2 separate regions of the Homo sapiens genome follow, and region 1 is linked to region 2. Evidence: chromatin contacts called from ENCODE Hi-C data. All regions are on one chromosome and are shown on one strand. The core of a region is the stretch at or near the end of the contact, and the rest is flanking DNA. Distances in the headings are between cores, read along the strand shown.

The links. A loop is a pair of places that touch in the nucleus more often than their neighbours do. Pooled maps may share reads with other maps.
Region 1: a loop to region 2 is called in a pooled map, with 4 times the contacts of the local background. The contact joins two enhancer-like sites. A Hi-C loop is called at or near these places in 2 of 37 single-sample maps with no recorded cell type and 3 of 50 pooled maps.

What each region holds. Positions count from the first base shown.
Region 1 is chr1:203,319,468-203,322,759 of GRCh38, forward strand. No RefSeq gene overlaps it. Among named protein-coding and RNA genes, the nearest start is that of BTG2, 16 kb to the left of the region's middle. Within about 2 kb of position 1,649, at least 24 of the 41 ENCODE cell types and tissues checked have a DNase peak (open chromatin) inside an H3K27ac peak, as active enhancers do.
Region 2 is chr1:202,614,365-202,617,970 of GRCh38, forward strand. The region is part of intron 1 of SYT2 (synaptotagmin 2); the gene reads right to left. Among named protein-coding and RNA genes, the nearest start is that of SYT2, 94 kb to the right of the region's middle. Within about 2 kb of position 1,395, at least 13 of the 41 ENCODE cell types and tissues checked have a DNase peak (open chromatin) inside an H3K27ac peak, as active enhancers do.

The DNA.
Region 1 (3,292 bases), core at 399-2,898, 710 kb after region 2:
GAAGAAAGCAAGGCACCAGTAACTAGAAGAGGGCAGTGGTGGAAATGGGTTTAAAACCTATGTGCGCCTGTCTCCAGCATCAATGCTGTTTTCCCTTACCACTGCCTCTTCAGGATGCCTTCCCTGAATAATTCCACTTGTCCTCTATATACATTCTTACCTCAGGGGTTTCCAGCATTCATGCATATGGTTTAAAACTGCTCACATCTTTATGACATATTTCTTACTTCAGAACTCCTTAAGGATGTATACACATAGTTTATTACTGTTCACACTTTTATAGCAAACACAGTCAGCACATTGCTCTGTGTGTGTGTGTGTGTGGGTGTCTGTGTGTGATGGAGTCTCGCTCCTTCACCCAGGCTGGAGTGCAGTGGTGTGATCTTGGTTCACTGCAACCTCTGCCTCCCCAGTTCAAGCCATTCTCCTGCCTCAGCCTCCCAAGTAGCTGGGATTACAGGCACGTGCCATCACACCGGGCTAACTTTTGTATTTTTAGTAGAGACAGAGCTTCAACACAATGGCCAGGTTGGTCTCAAACTCCTGACCTCAAGTGATCTGCTGGCCTCGGCCTCCCAAAGTGCTGGGATTACAGGCGTGAGCCACCGGGCCCGGCAGCACATTGCTTTGAGTTGACGTCTGGTGGCTCTGCAAGCCCTTCTCCCCTCTCCAACTGTCGTCACTCACACCTCCATGGCAGGAATCATTTCTATTTCCTTTTTCACCTCCATGTGCTTGTCTACCATTCTGCACGGAGCAGGCCTAAGTACACTGACCATTGGATGACAGATACGGGTTGAACAAACTACAGTGTGGTCCTCAGGTAGCTGTGGGGCAAGTGTCCCCTCCTCACCACCCCTCCATCCTCCCACTCTAAACCTAAAAGGAAAAGTGCTCTATTTGGGAGTCTCCTAAGAGGGAGTGAAGGAGCTCTGTAAGCTAAGCCAGCCTGCATACATGGTTCCCGGCACAAAGTCTACACACCAGTGAACACGTTCTTGGGTGGATGCTGGATGCTGATGGCAGGGCTTCATTTGATGTTGGTGAAGTCAGTTCTACCCTGAACCTCAACAACTTGAAATCATAAGCAGTAAATAGGCAGACACAGATGGAGATCTAGGTAAGTTTGGAAATAACTGAAGACTTATCTTTGGAATGAGCTTTCACATTACATGGGCGGGCTTTTACATCACGTGGGCTGATGAAGACTGATGATTCAGTCTTCATGCCTGAACCACGGGTTTACTTTTACATGGTCCACAGAGGTTCAGAAGCTCTGGCTGAGGCTAAGGAGGCAAAGCCTTCTGAGGAGTCTTTCCTGTATGATTGCTCTTGTTCTCACTCAAGGCAAGCTGGTGCTAGACAGGGATGATCCCTTTACTGTGTATGTGTTAGTGGGGGACTGAGAGGAGGATGGTGCATTTCAGCAACTCAGCTGTTAGTTCCCAGCAGCTGGTGGGTGCCATGAGAAGTGCAATTAAGCCCCTGACCCCCCTCCCCCAGCTCCTCCCCAGCCTAGCTACTCCCTTGCAAACCCTTTCTTCGTGGGCAGAATGTTCCCTTGCCAGCTGCCTGCTCCTCCAGGTGTTTCCTGTACTCTCTATTTACTGGCTGGGGTGGCTGAGGGTGGAGAGAGGGAGTCTGTTTTGGTTTCCTGTTAGCCAATGGCAGTGGGTGTGGGGAAGGCTGGCGCTCCTGTATCTAGGGGGAGCTAACCACAAGCAGCAGCTGCCTCCTGACACCTGCCTTTCTGAGAGCATGTAAACAGTTAGGGGACGAGGGAGGAAGAAGGCCTCCTGAGCAGGGCAGACACTTCTGTTCGGTCAGGCTGGAAGAGGTCATTTCATAAGCTCCCAACCTCCATTCTTTCCAGGGGGGAAAGGGTGGGGTCAGGTCACCCCAATGACCTCAGGCCTCCCTGGACTCTAATCTCTACATGAGAAGCCCAGGTAGTACTGGGTCTACCTCCACTGTCTACCTGCCATGAAATGGATGGCACTGCCTCCCCAGGCAAAGGCCAGGAGTGGAGAGCGAGACCTTGGCAAAGCCTCCATTTCCTTACCTGAGACCTGAAACAGCTACACATTCCCCACCTTCACCAAGGTCCCCAAATCCAGCCAGCTTGGTGCAGAGACACTGTCACGGGTTTCCCCCTGGCCACTCTTCCCAAGAAGGCAGGACAGTATTTTTGGTTTGTTGCAGTTTTTCCAATCCAGTTGAAATGATACACTTGTCTATGTATGTGTGATCCTTCCCTTCTTTCCTTCCCTCCCTCATCCCCTTCCCTCCCCTCCTCTCTCCTCCCTTCCCCTCTTCTTCTCCCCTCTTCTCCCACTTCTCCCCTCCTCTCCCCTCCCTTCCCTCCTCCCCTCTCCTCTCCTCTCCTCTCTTTTCTCTTTCCTTGACAAGGTCTCACTCTGTCACCCAAGCTGGAGTACAGTGGCACCATCTTGGCTCACTGCACCCTCAAATTCCCGGGTTCAAGCAATCCTCTTGCCTCAGCCCCCGGAGTAGCTGGGACTACAGGCGTGCACCACCACACCCAGCTAATCTTCATATTCTTTATAGAGACAGGATTTTACCATGTTGCCCAGGCTGGTCTTAAACTCCTGAGTTCACGCTATCCACCTGCCTCGGCCTCCCAAAGTGCTGGGATTACAGGCTTGAACCACCATGCCTGGCCTCCTCAGAGCAGTTCTATAGCATTGACATTATTACCCTTAGACTGTAGAGGAAGAAACAGGCTCAGAAGGTTAAGCAAAATTACCTATGGGCACAGTGCTAGTAACTGGCAGTCAGGCTTGAATCCAAGACTGACTGAATAAACAAGAAAAATTATAGCAAACAACCCAGGGTTTCTTATGTTTCTTCTTGTCACGCTTAGTGCTCTTGTCTTCTGGATTCTAGGAACTTTTACACAAAGCCACAGTTCACTTTGCAGATAGCCTACATAAGATAAGCAGTCTGACATCCCAGTCTTACACATCTCTTATGCCCAAGCTCAGATCACCTCTCCTCTGTGAAATCATTGCCATTCATCCTAATGTTAGGTGATGTTTTAAAAACCTGCTGAGTTCTTACAGCAAGAAGCCACTGCTCCCTCCCACTGTGTGTCTTCCATGGGTTTCTTTTTTGTGTATATGTCATATTTCAATTTAAATATAAGGTCCTAGAGATCACCTCTGATGTTGCCCAACATTCACACAGCATCTGCATCTAACACAGTACCTGGACATGAAGCTGAAGCAAGAGGGACTGAGGAGACTAGATAGTCTAGATGCTTTAGGGAAGC
Region 2 (3,606 bases), core at 145-2,644:
GAGCAGGGAGGTTGGTTCCACAGACCAGAAATGGTAAAGACCTGCACTAGGATGGGAAGGTAAGGAATGGAGTAGAGAGAACAGATGTGAGAGACACATTCATTCATTCACTCACTCACTCAAGTATTTACTGAGCTCATATCATGCTTCCCTCATGGAATTTACCATGCACTTCACATAAGTGCATATAAAATTGTAATTATGAGAAGTGCAAGAAAGGAGAGCCATCTGGTGGTGGTGAGCATTTATAATGGGGCATACGTGAATTAATCTGGGAAAGCAAAAGTGCTTTCTTGAAAAATTGATGATTGAACTGAGACCTGAAGGGTGAGTATTTATCCAGGTAAAGAGGAGATGAAAGGGCAGCCTAGGCAGAGAGCACAGCCTATGCAAAGGCCCAGAGGTGGGATGCAGTGTGGTGAGTCCAAAGCCTGAGAGAAGGCCAGGGCAGCTGGAGTGGATGGATCACGGTTCAGGGTGAGGCTGGCAGGCCGGGCAGGGCAGGATCAGGAGCACCATAGGCCGCGTCAAGGAGTTTTGTCTTTCCCAAAGAGGAATGAGAAGCTGTGGGAGGCCTTTTAGGGTGGGGGCAGGGGTAACATGTACAAATGTATATTTTAAAAGTTTCGCTTTGGCTGTCGTGAGTAAAAAGACTAGGGTGGAGCATAACTCCAGAGGAAAGCGGGGAAAGAGTTGAAAACAGCCAATAACAAATGTCATCCCCGAGCTCTTATGAAAGACAGACGGCATTCCCGGGGAATCCACCAGAGGAAAATGACTTAGAGCTGCAGAGAGGGAATGTGGGGAGTCCATGAAGCAGCAGCAGCAGATTGGAAGCTTTTCCAGACTCCAACAAAACCAGGAGGCCATAGCTGCCCAGACAGCAAGGGAATAGAAGATGCCTGAGGAGGCTCATGTCAAAGGCAGGCATGGGCAGTGGGCCCAGAGAGTGGATGGGGTGGATTCAGGGCCCGTCTCTCAGTTATGCACCCAGTACATGGCACCAGGTGCTGAGACCAGAAGCCTTGGGGTCATCCTTCCCATCCATGTGGGGTCACCCCCCCACATCCCAGGTGTCTGCAAACTCATCAACCACCCACAATGCCTTCCAAATCTGGCCACTTTCCACCCTCCAGCTGGAGTACCACAGTAGCCTCCTATCTGGAAGCTTCCACTCCCCTCCACTCAGCCTGATCTCCACACTGCAGCCAGACTGATCTATTTAAAACCCTCCTGTGGCTTCTTGTCACATTTAGAATAAGATCCCTGCCTGGCCTGGCCCCTGGCTGGCTCCCACAGGCATTTCCTGTCCTTGCTCTCAGTCACGCAGTTCCTGCCATGCTGGCCTCTTGCCACCAGCCACAAACCCACCAAACAGACCCCCATCCCACAGTCTTGGCACTTACTCTCCCTCAGCCTAGAATGCTCTTCCTGGAGAAGTCTCCCTGACCTCCCTGGGCCACCATCAGCCCCTCTAGTCTTCTTTTCCCACCATGGTCCGTGGTGCCTACAACTTGTTCGCAATTCCCCACACTCCCTTGGCATTTCTGTGGTATTCACCTGGCAAAGCGCCAGCCCTGGAGAAATCCCACTGACAGCTTTCTCCTTCTCCATGGCTACCCCCGACTGCTGAGCCCCCTGGTGAAAATCCCCCCACAGTACAAGGGCAGCCTGTATCCCATCAATCCCCAGGATCACCCAGGCCCTCTGCACTGCACAGAAACTGCAGGAAACGCCTCCCCACCAGCTTCGCCTCCTCCTCCAGTTTCCGCAGGCCTGTGGCTCCCTCACACCCCTCCTCTCTCTTTGCTGTTATTTTAAAGAAAAGCAGAAGCGAGAAATCTCTCAAAATGTCCCAACCTTGGGTCAAACCACAGACCTTTCCTCCTGACCCCTTGTGAGTTGAGGGCTTTTCCTCTGGTTAAGCCAGTTCCCGTTCCTGCGCAGGATCCCTCCTGACTTCTCAGGAAGTCTTTGCCATCCCTGCCCTTTCTTGTGCCTAACATTTCCCCCTTCCCTCAGCTGAGGCTGGACCAGTCCAGTTTATCACATCACCCACCAAAAATGAGCCCCACCTGCTGCCTTGTTCTCCCCTTCGTGACCACGCACACACACTTGCACACACATACACATATGCACACACATATACACACGTGCACACACACGCACACATGGTCCCCATTTCGTCACGTCCACCTCACTCGTCAGCCCCTCCATTGTGGCTTCTGCCCCATCCCTCTGCTGAAGTAGCTCTTTGTAAAGTCATGGATGATGAACACAAGGTCACTAAACCCAGGGCGCATTTTCATTTTCCTTGAGCTGGACCCCTGAGCTGTGGTCAGCTGGCCGCTGCCTGCTTTTGTCATAACTGTGACTACTCCTCCTTCGGTTGCCTCAGGCTTGCACTTGAGGTCCTTCCCTTCTCAGCCATGGTGTCTCCCTGCGTGGTTCCTTCTGCACCCAGGCATCAGTGCCATCCTCTTCTGTCAGAGTCAAGCCACTTCCGAGCTCCAGGCCCACAGGTCAACTGGCCCCCGACATAGCTGCCTGATCTTCTGGGTCTCCTCTTGCTCGCCTCCAGTCAGTTCCGTATTTGCCACCAAGGCAATCTTCATAAAATGCAAAGCCAGTCATGTCGCCAAAAATGAAAAGCCATCCCAGGGAGACAGGCCGAAAGCCCTAGCGTGGCCTACAGCCCCTCATGCTCTCCATCCAGCAGCACCTCAGCTTTCCCTCCCTGGGTTGCTAACACCAGCCTACACTCCTTCTTTTGTTTCCCCTAATACACTGTATTACCCTCTTCGGGGCCTTTGTATATGCTGTGCCCCCTTCAAGGAGCCAAAGCCTATGATACAGTTTGGATCTGTGTCCCTGCCCAAATCTCATGTCAAATTGTAATCCCTGATGTTGGAGGTGGGGCCTGGTGAGAGGTGATTGGATCACAGGGTCAGATCTAGTGATAGTGAGTTCTCATGAGACTGGTCATTTAAAAGTGTGTAGCACCCCCCAACCCCCACTCCCTCGCCTCTTCCTCCTGCTCTGGCCATGTGAAGTGCTGGCTCCCTCTTCACCTCCCCCCATGATTGTAAGTTTCCTGAGGCCTCTCCAGAAGCCGAGCAGATGCCAGCATCATGCTTTCTGTACAGCCTGTGGAACTTCGAGCCAATTAAACCTCTTTTCTTTATAAATTGCCCAGTCTTAGGTTTTTCTTTATAGCAGTGCAAGATCAGACTAATACAGTCTACACATCTTTCTCAGCTCAAACAGTACTTCCAAGAACGCCTTCCTCCCCACACCCATGGCTCCCTCCTCCCCTACCCCCGCATCAAGGCCTCAACCACCTGCTTTCCCAGCTCTCCATTCTCATCCCCATGGTACTCATGCAGCTTGTGACTGTATAAGCAGCCACCTCATTGGTCTTACTCACTGCTGTTGCTCTAGTGCAGGCATTGGCCAACGGCAGTCCAGGGGCTAAATCCAGTCCCCCACCTAATTTTTGTAAATAAAATTTTGTTGGGACGCTCACTTGTTTACGCATTTTTTGTTGTTGTTGTTGTTGAGATGGAGTCTCGCTGTCTGCCAGGCTGGAGTGCAGTGGCACGATCT